Linked DNA regions of Homo sapiens: region 1 is linked to region 2. Evidence: chromatin loops called from intact Hi-C (ENCODE). Cell type or tissue: A673. All regions are shown on one strand. Each heading gives the region's core, and the rest is flanking DNA. Links, peaks and the distances in the headings are about the cores only. Region 1 has its middle 99 kb from the start of MARCHF1. Region 2 has its middle 5.7 kb from the start of SMIM31.

Region 1 (9,135 bases), core at 556-8,555, 270 kb after region 2:
TGCTATTGTGAATAGTTCTACAATGAACATATGCAAACATGTATCTTTGTAATAGAATGATTGCTATTCCTTTGGGTATATACCCAGTAATGGGATTGCTGGGTCAAATGGTATTTCTGGTTCTAGGTCTTTGAGGAATCACCATACTGTCTTCCACAGTGGTTGAACTAATTTACATTCCCACCAAGTGTAAAAGCATTCCTGTTTCTCTATAGCTTTGCCAGCATCTGTTGTCTCCTGACTTTTTAGTAATTGCCATTCTGATTGTCATGAGATGGTATCTCATTGCGGTTTTGATTTGCATTTCTCTAATGATCAGTGATGTTGAACTTTTTTTTATATGTTTGTTGGCTGCATAAATGTCTTCTTTTGAGGAGTACCTGTTCATGTCCTTTGCCCACTTTTTAATGGCTTTTTTTCTTGTAAATTTGCTTAAGTTCCTTGTAGATTCTGGATATTAGATCTTTGTCAGATGGATAGATTGCAAATTTTTTCTCCCATTCTGTAGGCTGTCTGTTCAGAGAAAGTTACTTGTTTCTCTCTTTCTCTGCTCCCCTCACTTCTTATAAAGCCACTAGTCCCATCAAGAGGGTCCCATCCTCATGACCTCATCTAATCCTAATTACCTTCCAAAGTTCCCATCTTTAAATACCATCACAATAGGGAACAAAGCCATATATGAATTCGGTGGGGGACATAATTCAGTTGGGTGTGTATATATACATACATGTGTATGCAAATATGTGTGTATATATAATAATTTGAATCATATAAAAATTGTTAACCAATGTGATTTTTTACTTTAGCAATTTTAACTTGAGTAATTTTCATTGCATAAACAATGCAATAACAACATTAAGGGAAATTTGAAAAAACTAAAATAACGTTACCCATATAGTTTTCTTTATTAATATTCTTTTTCATTTTTCCACATAAATGTCTCTTTTGCACAGTTATAATTGTAGTGAACAAATCCTTTTAAATTCCATGTTTAAAAATTGACATTGGTGTAAATATTTTTCCTGTGATTATTTGATGTTAATAATTGTCATAAATTGCAAGTATGTACAGTATTTTTTATTCACTCCTGTTGATAGTGGATTGTTTTCTTACTTATGACTGGAAATTTGGTTATAAAATTCGTTACTTACTAGTTAAATTAGTATGAAAATATGCATATATCACCACAAGTATTCTGTTACTAGCTATATGACTTAGAATAAGTTTAGAACTGAACTATGCCTCATTTTTCTCATTTGTACAGTGAGTCCAAATAATACTTATCTCTTTCCCAAAGTTTAATGAGAGTTATACCTCATAATACATTTTAAGCGCTTAGACTATTCTTTAGCATACAGCATATGTTCAACAAGTGATTATTTATTAATTAAAACATTAACAAATGTGCTTTTACAATGATTTAACATATTTAAAATGTTTGACATATGGTTAAATCAAAATCAGATGATTGGTGGCCCACAAACCTAATTATCAACCAAAATATAACTATAATACTTTCTGCAAAAAATCCAATTTATTAAAGTTGTTTCTCTTTTTGATAGCACTACAGTAAAAGATGAATAGGCTAGGCATGGCTCACTCAACTTTTCCCATTAATCAGAAACTTGCATTGACTCAGGTGATTGCTGACAGCTATTTTCTGAATATTTACAGAAGGCAGTGAATGGATGACCTACTGAAAATATCATTCGTGAGAAGACAACATTTAATGCACTGGACCATGAAGAGTTTGCTATACTTAGCAAAAAAAAAAATAACACTCCCAGGGCTGTATCCTTACTGATGATGAAAAGGCAAGTCTGTATGCTGAAAATGCTGACATTCCAGACAGATGGATGTCTTATTTCAAAGTTCTCCTGAACAAGCCATGAAGAACAGCATTAGCTGACCCTCAGGGTGTGATTGACTTTGCTACACAGAGCAGCAAGAGTGACCTCAATTCCATATCCATCAGTGAGATTTATGACTCAATTGTAAAAAGCAAAAAATGCATTAAATGCTAATGGAATATACAATGAAAATCTTATAAGAAATATACACATGCATGATGCATGCACACATGTATGTACATGGATATATTCGATTGTAGCTTTGCCAGGAAGAAGAGCCACTGGTGTATGAATCTTCCTGATCCAGAAGTGTTTGAAAATTATGAGGAAAAATGTATTTTAAAATCATGGCCTCATCTTCCTTTTGATGCTTGTAATGATCTTGAAAAATTCTCTTAATGTTTTTTGTTGAGGAGTAAGTCTGAGTAGGTTGGATTTATGCATAATCATTTTATGGTTGAGCAAAGTTTTATGTTCCTCTACAGCCATCCAAGAGAGACTGGGATTTCTTCCAGGGCTATCCCAGGCTTCATTAATTTTAAGGCCACCTTCAAATACACAGATCATAGTTACTTAAGAAGAATTCTTATACCATAAGGACAAATAAATTTTCTATTGGATATTCATGCATTTGATTCTATTCCAAAAAATATTGGGTATATTTTCTGAAATTCTGGGGACCGATGCCAAATTGAACACATTCAAAGATGGGATAATCTAGCTTAGGAATAGTTTATGCAAAAAACATTTGAGTTTATTCTTCATCATTTTTTTCCTATTGGAGTTAAAATAATAACAGAAGACTTGAATAATGCCATTTGCAGCTTAAAGTCAGAAGTAGAAATTGGGGTTAGAATCAGGTATCTAATAGTCTAAAACCTCTGGTCTTATATCCACAGAACTCGGAAAAAAAAGATAAAGAAAATTTATTTTTTCTTGACAAAGAATTTTGGTTTATAGAATGTTAGGCTTTCATGGAGCCTGAAAATCACCAGCTCCCACCTCACCCCATCTCCCATATCTCTCATGGTATTTTTGTCATATGATCATTCATCCAACCTCTGCCTTATATCCTAGGCAGTTCCACAGTTGGAAAGATCTAGTGGCTGAAATTGTTGATATGGAGACAAAACTTCCTCCCCAAAGTGCTTATTAATTGTTTCTGGATCTATCTCTGAATAGGAGAGAAGATTTGTTCCTCTTGTTGACTGACTGTTTTTATCCATTTTAGGAAAGCGATTGTGCTCTTCCCCGGTCTTGTTCAGGCTAAGCAGAGTTAAACCCACAAACTTTGGAGTCCAATAGAGATAAGATTCCTCCTTGCCCTTCCTATTTTTGTGATCTTATTGAACCATTCTTAGTTTCCCTTTCTGTAAAATAGCGATGAAGCAACTGACCTTCCGTAGCTCTGAGGATTAAATAACAATGCAGGCTCTTGACAGATGTTAGCTACTATTTTTATTTTTTTCAACTATTCTTATGTAACATAAATCCTTAAGAGCTAGAATAGATACAGATAAATTTGATTTGAATCCATTTTTTTTAAAGCAAATACGTAATTCCCGGAAATTTCTGGAAGTGTGTGTGTGTCTGTGTCTGGGTCTGCATCTGTGTGGGGTGCAGTTGTGTTTCTCTGGCATCTCTGGCTCTGGCATTTTGTCTCCACTTAAGTTTTGCTTTTTGTTTTGTCTTTATTCCTAGATAGTCAATCTAAACATGAAGTTTAACCTCTTTGATCTGATGCACACCCACACGCAGGCACGTGCAGGCATGTGCGCACACACACACACACACATCCACACACACACACACCCATGTCAAGTCTCTGAACATGCAACAACTTTGATAAAGGGTTGGGAGATTAAGAGAACTTTATTTTGCAGCACATGAAAACTGAAAATTCAATATCTGACATTTTTATTCTAAAACATTTTCTTGCATCAGCTACGTGTCTTTTTGCCAACTCTCTTTTTTCCTCTTCTTGCTCTCCAGACCAAAACTACCAAAATTCCTCTGAGAATATCTTCCCTAATTAAAATAATCAAATTTGTAAGACTTAATTGGTTAAAATCTAAGAATAGTAGTGATCAGTTTGTCTCTAATTAATACATTCCTTTTGGGGTGGATCTTATTCCTTCATAAAGATTCCATAACAAAATAATGTTATTCTGTAGAGAGCTTTCTGCACTGCCAATTTGAGAAGGCAATGCAGCTATTCACAGAAGATCTTTAAACAAGAGCAGTTTTTATTACTTTGAAATCACTTGCAGATGTTATTCACTATCTTTGCAGTTGCCATAAGATCAAACTCAGATATGGCACTTGTTACAGCCATCTGTTTAATGCTTCATTGAGAAACTTCATCATTCCAGCTTTTTCAGGATTATTTTTGTGAGCCCAAATCTCTGCAAAGGTGAATGTTTAAAACCTAAGTACTTACTTTTGGAGTTTAAAGTCTGTCTTCACTGCTAGATGAGACAGTAAGCTATGTGAGGGCAGGCATCCTGGCTGTGTTGTTTCCTGCTGTTTGCACATCCCTTGGCACAATGTATGCCACATGATAGAGTTTCAATCAATGTTGGTTGAATGAATGAATGCATGAACACATTTTTAAGATATGGTACATAATAAAAATGCAAAAAGGACCCTTAATTTATTTTTAGATAAGGAAGCCAGGGCCTTAATAACTGTTTAAAGTGCCCAGCTTTTAGAAATCAAGACCAAAATTTTAATGATTATAAGAAATTATTTTGGAAATGGTTGAGATCTTTCTACTACTCATGTCAGAATAATAACTTGGTGAACAATAGTACTGGAGTAACCTGTTATTATTTGAATAAATGTAGATAGAATTTTTACAAGACCTTTCTGTTAGATTTAAACACACAGCTGCCCCTCCCCACCCTCCCTCTGACTCCCTGTCAAAGGTCAAAGGCAGATTAGCATAGAGGTCTTGGGGGGAACTCTGAATTCAGGCGGTCTGAGCTCAAATCTTTACTCTGTACATCCCGAATCATGTATTCCTGGCAATCTGAATAACTCTGCTTCAGTTCCTCACTTGGAAAATAGAGGTTGTAATGTACCCGCATCCTAGTGTTACTTTATATTTCTATTCAACAGTGCCCTTTCTTTCCCTGCCCGCTTTGCTTTGCTTGCCTGCCTGCCTGCCTGCCTGCCTGCCTTCCTTCCTTCCTTCCTTCCTTCCTTCCTTCCTTCCTTCCTTCTTCCTTCCTTCCTTCCTCTCTTTCTTTCTCTCTCTCTTTCTCTGTTTAGCTTTCTTGCTTGCCAAAGTGGCATCCCCTTAATTGCTTCCTTTTTTCTATAATAATATCCTAATCTACTTTATATGAAGTTGAAACAAAATTGATTCAACTTTTTCTTGGCCTTCAAATGGGTGTTTCTAGCCCCCTCAAAGAAAATGTAGTAAATTTAAATGAGCAGGGAAATATAATGTTTAAACTATGATTTGGATTATCCTTTGTTTTCTATATGGAGCCCTTTTTCCCCCAAGCTGAGCAGCACTATGGTAGCTATCACATTGTTATCGCTACTGCTTTGTTTTATTCATTTTAAGACACATATGTTTTTCACATTTCAACATCTCTGAAACTGGGATGCATTGTAAAATCTACAGAGCCTTGTAGCTACTGTCAGTCATGCATCAAAGAGACTTTGTCATTCTTTGTGTGTGCATGAATTAAGTCCTGGCTGTACATATTGTCCTTTCACTGTACTTCTGTGCATTGCCAATACTACACATTGTTTAATCGTGATTTAAAATGTCTAAGCCTGGCACAATGGCTCACGCCTATAATAACAATGACTTGAGAGGCTGAGAAAGGAGATTGTTTGAGGGTAGGACTTTGAGAGCAGCGTGAGCAACATAGCAAGACTCCATCTCTAAAAATATTTTTGAAACATTAGCTGGTGTGGTGGTGCATGCCTGTAGTCCTAGCTGCTCAAGAGGCTGAGGTGGGGGATCACTTGAGCCCAGAAGTTCAATGCTGCAGTGAGCCATGATGGTATCACTACACTCCAGCCTGGATAGACAGAGTGAGACCCCAATATTTAAAACTTTAAAATATATTAATCTATGATTTGGCATTACAATTAAAAGTTATGTAGAAAAGCAAAGAAACTGCAGTAAGACTTTTTTTTTTTTGAGACGGAGTCTCACTCTGTCACCCAGGCTGGAGTGCAATGCCGTGATTTCAGCTCACTGCAACCTCCACCTCCCAGGTTCAAGCGATTCTCATGCCTCAGCCTCCTGAGTAGCTGGGATTGTAGGCACCTGCCACCATGCCTGACTAATTTTTGTATTTTTAGTAGAGATGGGATTTCACCATGTTGGTTAGGCTGGTCTTGAACTCCTGACCTCAGGTTATATATCCACCTCGGCCTCCCAAAGCGTTCAGATTACAGGAACGAGCCACTGCATCTGACCATAAGACTCTTAATGAAACAAATATTCATTATTGCATGAATAACCACAATTCCATTCTTTTATTTGAAAACAAATTCAAGTGTTTTGTGGAAACTGATGGAGTTCAGAAAATATATAAAATAATGCTGTATCATATAACTGGTGTCATCTTATATTCATTGAAATAAAGTAAATTTTTAGAGGGCCCAAAATTGCAATACATTTTAAAGGTATATTACTTAAGTGCTTCCCATGTATAACACAACAAATATGCTGGATGTTGTATGAGTCTCCTAAGGCTGCCACAAAATCACCACAAACTAGGTCACTTAAAATAACGGAAATTTATTGTCTTAACAGTTCTGGAGGCTAAATGATCAAAATCAATGTGTCAGCAGGGCCCTGCTCCCTCTAAAACCTGTAGGGGAAAATCTTTCCTTGCTTGTTCCTAGATTCTCATGGTTACCATCAATTGTTGGCATTCTTCAGTTTACAACTGCATCACTCTAATCTCTGCTTCTGTTGTCTCATGGCATTCTGCCTGTGTGTCTGTATTTTGACGTCTTCTTTACCTCTTGTAAAGACCCCAGTTATATTGAATTTGGGTCTAATCCAATGACTTTATCTTAATTTAATTACTTCTGTAAAACTAAACTTTCCAAATAAGATCACATTCACAAGTACCATAAGTTAGGAGTTCAACATGGTTTTTTTTTGACAGACACAATTCAACCTCTTAACGGATGCTATTTTGGAAGAGAAAAGATGACATAAGTATATGTTCAGCCCAAAAATTTATTTCATTCTGGTAGAAGAGAATACACACACACACACACTCACACACACACACACAACCACGTGCATGCATACACAAACACACAACAGGACAAGCTGTAAAGAAATAGCTATCATAAGAAAACGTAGGCAAAAAGCCAGAAGAGTTAAAAGGAAGAAAATATTACTTTAATAGTACTTGTCTTCTAGTAACTTCCATTCCAAACAATGCATAGAACCATAAACATGTTGGGACTTTGTCTACTAGCACAGCAGTGTTCATTAAATAATTAACTAATTCCATTTCTTGATGTTTAATATGTAATAGTGCTATGTTCTCCTCTATAGATAACCTAAGAACTTATATCTAGATTTATTTACAACTTCCAATAATGATCACCGCTTCCCATTTAACCTGTGAGGTTAGTCATAAAAAGATTATTTTTAGTATTTAATATAGAAATGTTAAATATAAAGTATGTAAGAATAAAACAATTCTATTTTTTAATATTAACTTTACTCCAGGGACTTGAAATAAATAATATATTTTCCTTTTTTAAAGGAAATCAGTTACCTTTTTTAAAATCAAGAATTTACTTAGATGTATGTTGGAAGTACCTAATTCAACAATGAAAATAAAGTTGGCTTTTTCTAAAGTTCTGGGGTTTTTTGTTTTAATTGGATGCTGTGAGTCCAATTAAAACATCTCTATAATATGTGTTTTATGTTGATTTTCTTGGAAAGATCGAAGAATCACTCAGGCTCAGTTTAGCCCTACATAAAATTTATGTGGTGGGCAGATTTAAGGTGGTCCTTAAATCTCATCCATGTCCTTGTATAAATAATCCCCTCTTTTGAGTGTGGGTGGAACGTATTACTTTCTTCTAGCCAGTAGAATATGGCAAAAGTGATCAGATGTCATTACCGTGATTATTACGATTTATACAAGATTTTGTCTTGAAAGTGGACATACTAGTGAGACCCTCCCCCAACCCTTTGTGAGTTTTGAAGAAGCAAGCTGTCCTGAATAACTTGCCGTATTGGAGTTCACATGGCAAAAAACTGTGGATGACCCTTAGGAACTAAGAGCTGTTTCCAGAAATAAACTGAAGCCCTCAGTTCTGCAGCCACAAGGAAATCAATTCTGCCAAAACCCAAGGGAACTTGGAAGTGTATCCTTCTCCAGCCAAGCTTCTATGGAGACTACAGCCACAGACAGAACTTAAACTGCAGGCTAGTAAAACCCTAAAGAAGAGAACCAGCTAAGTTGTGCCCAGATTTTCAACCCACAGAAATTATAAAATAATAAATGCATGTTTTTTTAAGTGGCTAAACTTGTGACCACTTGTTACATGGCAATATAAAGCAAATACAAAGTAGAACATTATGAAATCCCAGGATGATTGGAAGCAGTAAATAAGGGAAGGGACAGAGCAAGGTGGCTGAATAGATGGCTTCATCGATCATTCCCCCAACAAAGACACCATTTTAACAACTATCTACACAAAAAACATCTTCATAAGAAGCAAAAATGAGGTGAGGACCCACAGTACCTGGTTTTAAGCTCATACAGCTAAAAGAAGCACTGAAGCGGGCAGAAAAAGTATTGAATTGCCAATGACACTCCTGTCCTATCCCCCAGTAGAGGCTGCATGGTGCAGAGAGAGAATTTGTGTGCTTGGGAGAGGGAGAATGCAGCAATTGTGAGACATTGCATTACACTCAGTGCTGCCCTGCCAGAGTAGAAAGCAAAACCAGGCTGAACTCAGCTGATGCCCACCATGGAGGGAGTATTTAAACCACCTCTAGCCAGAGGGGAATCACCCATCCCAGCAGTTCAAACTTGAGTTCTGGCAAGACTCCCCTCCATAGGCTAAAATGCTCTGGAGAACTAAATAAACGTGAAAGTCAGTCTAGGCCACAAGAAATGAAACTCTTAGACAAGTCCTAGTGCTCAACTCAGCTCAGAGCTAATGCACTTGGGGTCCATAAGACCTACAGAGACACCAGCAGGGTGGCTAATGGAGTGCTTGTACCACCCATCCTTCAACCCCAAGATGCACAGCTCTCTGCTCCAAAATGAACTTC
Region 2 (9,135 bases), core at 455-8,454:
AAGCAGAACAAAGATCACATGCTTATGAGGGAACAGGACAAAAGGCAAAAACAGAACTACTGATAAGGGTCTATGTTCAGTGATACACTATTGTCTTGATAAACATCTTAAACAACAGAAAACAGGGTTCGAGAGCAGAGAACTGGTCTGACCATAAATTTACCAGGGCAGAGTTTTTCCCCACCTTAATAAGCCTGAGGGTACTGCAGGAGACCAGGGCGTGTTCCTTATCTCAACCGCGTAAGACAGACATTCCCAAAGCAGCCGTTTATAGACCTCCCCCAAGGAATGCATTCCTTTCCCAGGGTATTGATATTAATATTTCTTGCTAGGAAAAGAATTTAGTGATATCTCTCCTACTTGCACATCCATTTATAGGCTCTCTGCAAGAAGAAAAATATGGCTCTTTTTGCCCGACCCCGCAGGCAGTCAGACCTTATGGTTGTCTTCCCTTGTTCCCTAAAAATCGCTGTTATTCTGTTCTTTTTCAAGGTGCACTGATTTAATATTGTTCAAACATAGATGTTTTACAATCAATTTGTACAGTTAACATAATTATCACAGTGGTCCTGAGGTGATGTACAGCCTCAGCTTATGAAGATAACAGGATTAAGAAACTAAAGACAGGCATAAGAAATTATAAAAGTATTATTTGGGAACTGATAAATGTCCATGAAATCTTCACAATTTATGTTCCTCTGCCGCGGGTCCAGCCAGTCCCTCCATTTGGGGTCCCTGACTTCACACATCTCTCCCTTTCTTTTTATATAAATGTGCCATGGCGATGAAGTCTTGTTTGTTCTCTCGGTTTTGACACAGGATTCTTTGACTGGTCCGCACACTAAAAATAAGCCGATTAAACAGAGAAGCATGATTCCAAAATTTGCTACAGTGGAGCCCCCAGTAGACTTAATCCAAGTCATGGAGTTTAGTCCAGAAAGACTTTCTGCCACCTGATCTAATGCCTCAGCTCCAGGCACAATGGATAAATGAGCTTGAGAGGCTTCAAAAATTTGTTTCTTTAATTTAGTTATGTCCAAGGATAAATTATCTTCCCTACCCAGCAGGTGTCCTTTGACCATTGCCCATGAATGATCAGTGTTGTTGTAGGAATATGGTGTGAAACAGAAATCAGAAGTATTCCAATTGCACTGCATTTGCATGCAATGTTTGAGACTCATTTGTTGATCTCCAAGCCAAAGAACAGACTGTCTTAAATCATTAATTTGATTAGCTAATTTTTGATCAATGCCCTGTTGAGAATTCCACATTTGGGTGGAATTGGCTTGCCAATCATTAACAAAATGAGCCATTTGAATAGATTGGTGTAATGCCATTCCGGCAGTGGTGGCCAGTGCAGTGACTGTAATTAGGCCCATGATCACAGTGATTAAAGTGAAAACAAATCTCTTAGATCTTCTGAGAATTCATTGTAACACTTCATTAATTAAATGTACTGAGGGGGAAGATTCCCAAGGTCTGGGTAAAGTTACCAGTATCCAGATTCCTTCTCGAGCTCGAACCAACATTACACTTTTCCTGAAGTCAAAATGGGAGTTAACACAAGTGTATAAATGATAATTAATGCATAGGACAGTTTGGTTGTTTGTCTAAATTTTGATATTTCCCACTAACAGCATGTAAGGAGGCTTAACACAACTCTGTATAGGAATAGTCAGGTTGGAGGTTAACAAAGCAGAATGTTTGAATCTACGTTGATACTGAGGGAGAGGAGCGGCAGTGGCAATGCGCGATATTCTCCGCCGTAAAGGAGCAATCCGAGGTACCCGGGAACACCGAAGAGGTAGAGGGGCATACCTGGGTCGAGAAGAATTATCATTATGCCAATTGGAGTCCCATAAAGGGGGATCTGCATCAAAAAGAGGAAAAGGGTTCAAAGGGGATTTATCATAGCGTTCAGAATCACGATTGCGAGAGGCGGTAGTGGGGACAACAGACAGAAAATTTCCCCTTCCCATACTCGCAGTCCAGACATGGCAATAGCCAGTTTCCGAAGTTCTGGGTGTTCTGGGCTCAGAATGGGGAATATCATACGAGGCCTTGGGTGGGTAATGCCCTTATCTTCCCATTTTAAGTGAAAGAACAAGCTGAACCTTCTATGCAAAGTAGGATGATGATCCTTGTCCTCCCAATAAGAAATAAAATAAGTAGCCTCCAGGCATTCCCTTCTGCCAGAGGAGCAATTGTTTTTTAAATAGCCCTTTGGTGCCCAGTCTATTACTAAACCATATGAGTCATTTTTTAATACTGCTCCATGTGAGTTAACACAGTCTTCCCAAATTAAAGTTTTAGATGGGCTCTCAAAATTTTTAGGACATGGTTTTCCTACAGGTTTATATTGAAAGTATGGGCTATCTCCTATTACTCCCCTTTTCATTTGTCTTAAGGGAGAAAGGGAGAGGCTGGAGACCAAGTGTCCCTGTTCTCCTGTGGCTAATCTCTCTGGAAGATAAGCAGCCCAGACTTGAGTTACTAGATGGATACAACCAGGTGCATGTCTGAGGCACAGAGGAGGGTATTTATAACCTATAGTAACATCAAATGCAGTGCCTTCTTCTCCTGGATGAGAGGGCAACAGTCATCTGTAGCTCCAGGCATCCACACACTATCATTAGTGTAGATTTCTGCAGGAGCATCCATCCAGGTGAGAGGTCGAATAAGTGGAGGAAAGGCACATAAGCCCAATAAGAATAATTTTGTGTAGCAGGTAAATCAGTTTGAGGGGAAACTGGTGAGACAGTATAAGGAGGAGAATTATTAAATAAAACCTATTGTGAGCGAGATCCAGTGCTGAAGGAGGAAGAGAAGAACAGGGGGATATTATTTTCAGGCTAATAGAAATGGTGAGATTTTTAGGTTCATAAGGAGAAAAAGAAAGGTAATTAGGGGAAGTGGGATTAGTTAGAGGGGTCTCCATTGCCATTAGGGAGGATTGAACCAGACCCATTTTGATTTGGCGTGCCAGTTTCTGAGGATCTCACCACGTATGAGGGTGGTCTCTGACGTGGACATCTTTTCTCTGTGGTTTTTATTGTCAGCATTCACACGAAGTTTCAGGCTTCTAGTGGGCACCCAGACAGGGGATTGATGATCTCCTGGTGAAACACAAGCATACCCTCTTCCCCACATTATAATTGTTCCAGGTTCCCAGGTGTTGGTTTGGGAGTTTTAAGAGTTATGTGAAATATTAATTTCAGCCCCCCATTGTGCCAGCAAATCTCTACCCAAAGATTAATGGGGATTGGTGTGATATACGGCTGAATTGTACCCTTTTGACCATCAGGGCCAGTGCAAGGCAAGATAAATGTGCTCCGGTGAACTTCATCAGTTTTTCCAATCCCTGCTAGTCCCATGTTAGTGGGATGTTTAAGCCAGGAGGAAGGCCATAAATTAGAGGAAATAATAGAAACATCAGCCCCAGTATCTACTAGACTCTCATACTTTTTTCCTTGAATGTGTATGATGCAGGTGGGCCATTGTTTAGAAATTACATTAATCCAATAAGTGGCTTTTTTTTTTTTTTTTTTTTTTTTGCCACCGGAGCCCATCCCAGGGCCCCATGTCTTATCTCCTTTGTTTAAAACAATATTAGGTAGTAAAAGTAATTGAGCTTACTGGCCAGAATGGAAACAGGAATCTTGGCAGACACCGTAAGTTTAATCTCATCAGAGGAATCAGAATTAATGAGACCAGTATGAACTATGATACCTTTAGCGGAGGTGGATGCCCTACCTAACATCAGGCCCACCGAACCTTGAGGTAAAGGGCCAGTGACCCCCGTGGGGACAATTAAAGGCAAAGAATTAGGTAGTAAATTTAGAGGAATGGTATACAGAGGTCGACCGCCCCGCGCCCTACTGTGGAGGTGGACAAGCATTGTACTGAGACAGAAGAAGAGGCTGGGACCCATCTGGGTTGGCTGTAGGTAAATTTGTTTGTGCTGGGGGCTGCGTTGGGACCCCTTGAAGCGGAAACGCAACACTGGTCTGAGTCTGAGGTGTCCCGTTTGATATTGGGGCCAGGGATTGGCCCTGCTTCCTGTTTCCCTGGTTCTGTGGCAGGGGGTTTCCATCTATATCAGACTTAGAGTGGCCAGTGTTTACCTTTATGCATGTATAATCTAATATGTAAAAATATTCTGCTTTTTTTAGCCGAGTATTTTTTAGCACAAATAGTAGATTATCACATTTTTTTTGTATTTGATTTTTGCGTTTGATACATCTTGGAGATCGTTCTAAGACATAAAGCCTATAAATAATTATGAGTGCTTGTTCTTTCAAATGCCATAGTAAAATGTTTTTCCCTGTGCTGTAGTTGCTTGCTTTTATTTTAATAGGAAAATATTATTAAATATCACATTAAAGTCAAAAATATTCTAAAAGTTGTTAACATAGACCACTAGATGGTGCTGTCATCACAAAGAAATAAAACGTGCATTGTTTTAAAAACAATTTGGCCATCTAAGGAAAAAAATCCAACTACTATAGAATTGTATAAAACAAAAAGTAACAGCTGGGTTTCTAAGTTCTGTGTCCCAAAAATAGTCACTAATAATTGAGATTTTTCTCTTCCCACTTATTTTATCTATACTGTTTGTGTGTGTGTGTGTTTATGCTCTTTTATAAAATGTATCTAATACTGTACATTGCTATTTTGAAACTTGTTTTTCTAGAAACCTAATATATGATGGAGTTCTTTCCATGTCAGTACATACACATTGATTTCATTCTCCAATGAAATTTGGTAAATAAATTATTTTAAATTATCTGAATGTTATAAAATGTGCTATAATTTCTTTCATCTCTAACATTAGGTATTTAGGTTGTATATGGGTTTTTGCTTGTACAAACAATGATGCAGAAACCATCCTTGTACATTTATTATGGTGCACTGGCTATAGACATCTCTGTTGGACATGATTTTCTTTCAGAACTTTAAAGGCATGATCTTCTATTGATTAAAGCTGCAGCATTGCTGTGGAGTAAATATGCCATTTGGATTTCTGATTCCATTCAAATTCTTTGAATTTGATATGTTCACTTTCTATTTACACTCCTCCTCTCCTTCTCCACTTTAATAATTGTTTATTCACTCCTACAGCTCTTAACACTCTTGAGGAAAGTCCCCATTGCCATTCCTTTTTCCCAAACACTGTTTGGACCTCCAGCGAGCCCTTTTCATCTGAAAACTTAGGTCCTTCCAGTTTGGAAAATGTCCTTGTATTGGTTCTTTGATAGCTTCTTCCCTTCTATATTCGATTTCCTCTTTCAAGAACTCCTATTATCCATATGATCTACCTCCTAGAGTCTCTGTTTTCAAAAAACATTTTTTCCCTTTTATTTTTTCTTTGTCTTTTCATTCTATTCCTGCATTTTATCCTCAATTTTATTTGTCAACCCTTCAAATGGCTTCTTATTTCTTCTTAAGTCATGTCCTTAATTTATTAAAGCATTCCCACTTTCTGCCCGGCCGCCCCTACTGGGAAGTGAGGAGCCCCTCTGCCCGGCCAGCCGCCCCATCCGGGAGGGAGGTGGGGGGGTCAGCCCCCCGCCTGGCCAGCCGCCCCGTCTTGGAGGGAGGTGGGGGGGTCAGCCCCCCGCCCGGCCAGCCGCCCCGTCCGGGAGGTGAGGGGCGCCTCTGCCCGGCCGACCCTACTGGGAAGTGAGGAGCCCCTCTGCCCAGCCACCACCCCGTCTGGGAGGTGTGACCAACAGCTCATTGAGAACGGGCCAGGATGACAATGGCGGCTTTGTGGAATAGAAAGGCGGGAAAGGTGGGGAAAAGATTGAGAAATCGGATGGTTGCCGTGTCTGTGTAGAAAGAAGTAGACATGGGAGACTTTTCATTTTGTTCTGTACTAAGAAAACTTCTTCTGCCTTGGGATCCTGTTGATCTGTGACCTTACCCCCAACCCTGTGCTCTCTGAAACATGTGCTGTGACCACTCAGGGTTAAATGGATTAAGGGCGGTGCAAGATGTGCTTTGTTAAACAGATGCTCGTTAAGAGTCATCACCACTCCCTAATCTCAAGTACCCAGGGACACAAACACTGCGGAAGGCCGCAGGGTCCTCTGCCTAGGAAAACCAGAGACCTTTGTTCACTTGTTTATCTGCTGACCTTCCCTCCACTATTGTCCTATGACCCTGCCAAATCCCCCTCTGTGAGAAACACCCAAGAATTATCAATAAAAAATAAATAAATTAAAAAAAAAAAAAAAAGCATTCCCACTTTTCAGCAGGGTCACCAGCTCTCCTGGTTTGCCTGGGACTAAGGGTTTTCCTGGAATATGGGACTCTCAGCTAAAACTGAGATAGTTCTGGGCAAACGGGGATGGTTGGCCACTCTACCCCTGGATATTCTTTGTTGGTAGCAACTTTTCCTTTTTTCTTGCTTGAAATATTGTTTTATCCTCAAGCTTGTTAACTATAGGTTTTTTAACAGTCTTTGTTTTTTCTCAGTATCATGCAATACGTTGACTCTGCTTTCTTTGAGTTCTTTTGATTTACTTAGTCTCTCCTTTCATGCTGGAGACTGTACAAATGTCTTGTGATTTGTAACTGGCTAATCATATTTAAGAGTGCTGACTGGAGGCACTTCAAGAGTAGCAGGGCTCATCAGCTGCTGGGTTTTACTCTAGGGGGATTTGAGAGGAACCTAGGCATAAGATTGTGAGATTACCAAATGTTAATCTAGAGCTCTTTTTTCTTGGACTCATCGATTTCCAGTTTCCCCATAGAGAAAGCCTCCAATTTCTTGCTGGGCAGGCATCATTCTCGGGGGTGGTGGTTGGAGTAAGTGGTAAAAAGGGACTGGAGTGGCCTTTTTCTCAATATGGCACCTCATTCCATCCATTGTACTTGATGTCTCTGGGACTATGAGAGGTAATAATAAATTGTTGCCTTAAACATCTAAGTTTGGGTTGATTTGTTACACAGTATTAGATGCATGCAACAAAAATTGTTATTGAAACTGGGATGCTGCTGTAATAAAGACTTAAAACTTGTGGCATTGGCTTTGGGACTAGGCAGCAGGCAAGGGGCAAAAGGGCCTTGAGGAGACTGTTAGTGACAACCTGCGGGACAGTGAGGAATTACCAGTGGAAGCTGGAGAAAAGCAGAGCCTTGTTATACAATGTTAGAAAGTTTGGTAACAAAGTTGCCAGAAGAAATGTGGAAAGTAGAAATGAACTAATGGGTTTGGCTAAGGAGGGGTCCACATAGAATACTGAAAGTGCCACCTTCTTTCTTTTAGCCTCATATGCTAAAGTAATGGCTAGAGAGAGATGAACTTTTAAAAAGGTGGGGGGAGGGAGAGGGTACTGTTACTGTTAAGTTTTGAACCGTTTCCAGACAGTAAAATTTTCTCAAGAAAAGGCAGGCCAGGCGCAGTGGCTCATGCCCGTAAGCCCAACACTTCAGGAGGCTGAGGTGGGCGGATCACCTGAGGTCAGGAGTTCGAGACCAGCCTAGCTAACATGGTGAAACCCCGTCTTGACTAAAATACAAAAATTATCCAGGCATGGTGGTGGGTGCCTGTAATCCCACCTACTCATAAAACCGAGGCAGGAGAATCGCTTGATCCTGGGAGGTGGAGTTTGCAGTGAGCCGAGATTGCACCACTGCACGCCAGCCTGGGCGACAGAGCAAGACTCCGTCTCAAAAAAGAAAAGAAAAGAAGAAAAAAAAAAAGAAAGGGCTTCTGAGCAAAGATCAAATCTAGGGTAACCAGTAACACTGATGTGATGTCAGGGTGAAAATAGAGTTAAGCATGCATCTGTAACCACCTATTGAGTTTTCAGAAAGACTCAAGGGGGTGCCTTGTAGATCCTCTCAGGTGAACAAAGTCCTAAGGGCATTTCACCCACAGAACTGTGACTCTTGGGCCATAGTAGTGAAGAAGGCCTGTCTTAAAGAGACTGTGTGTGTGGCTTTTGTATAAAGGAGTGAACCCCAGTAAGATTAGTAGGGAACTTGTTAAGTTTTTAAGAGGGTTGTACCATTAGAAGTACAATGTGCTTGGATTGAAAGGACAGAACTAGTTCAGAAAGAAAAAAGTTTTTAGAGTTCCCAAACTTCTCTAGTTAGGAAGCAATTTGGGAAAGCTATGAAACTGTAAAACATTAATCATTTCTTAAAAAGAAAGAAGATTGATTCAAAATGAAGAGCTGAAAGTCCAGAGGGTAGAACCAAGAGCCACAGGAATCACTCCCTTATGAAGAAACTAGTGACATATGCCTGCCAGGACTTAAGAATTGCTATAAATCAGGGACAGCTGTGTGTCTTCTGACCAGTCTCTTTGCCCCCCTATCCCGTTGTTTTTGAGGAAAATTGTTGTGTTTATTATATTTCTGCACTATCATTGCATGTAGTGTGTAGGCACTTAGTTCACAGTTCTTCAGACTGAGAAGAGCCATATTGAAGAGTTACACCCAATGAACTGCACCTGCAGCTGTACCTGGCTCTGATTTAAATGAGTAGATCCTAGACTTTGAGCTGATGCCATGGTGATATATCATCATAGGGGTCTTGGGAATGGTGACAAGCCTATTTTGCTAATGGGAAAAATGTAAATTGTGGTGACCAGAAGGTGAACCTTGGTAGCTAGTATCCAAAGATGTCCACCATCAATTGCTTTCCTCCCTGTGTACATATGCTGTATCTTGTATCAAGAAGTAGGGTCAAATTACCCTCTTCTTGAATCTGGGCTAGACTTAGTGACCTGCTAGACCAATAGAATGTGGAGAGAAGAGATGTTCTGGAACATCGGAAGCTAGGCCATATGATGTCTTACAGCTTTTGCCTGAGTTTCTTAGGACAATCATTCTTGGAATGCTTCCATGTAGAACCTAGTGGTCATCCTATGAAAAACCCAAGCCACATGGGGAGGCCTTGTATGGGTGTTCCAGTTTACAGTCCCAGCTAATACTAGCATCAGCTGCCAACCATGTGAGTCAGCCATCTTGGACATCCATCCCAGATGAGCCTTTGGATGATTCTAGCTCCAGCCATCATTGGACTGCAATCACATGAAAAACTCTAAACAAGAACTACCCAGCTGAGCTCAGTCAAGTCATAAAACCATTAGAGATAATATATATTTTTAAGCCACTACGT

Evidence for each region. Peaks named below come from ENCODE experiments on the same cell type or tissue, not always from the same donor. Only the 100,000 strongest peaks of a DNase experiment are listed, where the experiment ranks them.
Region 1: a loop joins it to region 2, with 4 times the contacts of the local background. A loop is called at or near these places in 1 of 110 quality-filtered maps.

What each region holds. Positions count from the first base shown.
Region 1 is chr4:164,477,982-164,487,116 of GRCh38, reverse strand. No RefSeq gene overlaps it. Among named protein-coding and RNA genes, the nearest start is that of MARCHF1, 99 kb to the right of the region's middle. In A673, for the core only: no CTCF peak of the experiment used is centred there; DNase peaks (open chromatin) are centred at 4,136, 5,166 and 5,336; H3K27ac peaks cover 5,357 bases.
Region 2 is chr4:164,743,858-164,752,992 of GRCh38, reverse strand. No RefSeq gene overlaps it. Among named protein-coding and RNA genes, the nearest start is that of SMIM31, 5.7 kb to the left of the region's middle. RefSeq lists a silencer at 5,929-6,129. In A673, for the core only: a CTCF peak has its summit at 4,381 (motif pointing right); a DNase peak (open chromatin) is centred at 4,452.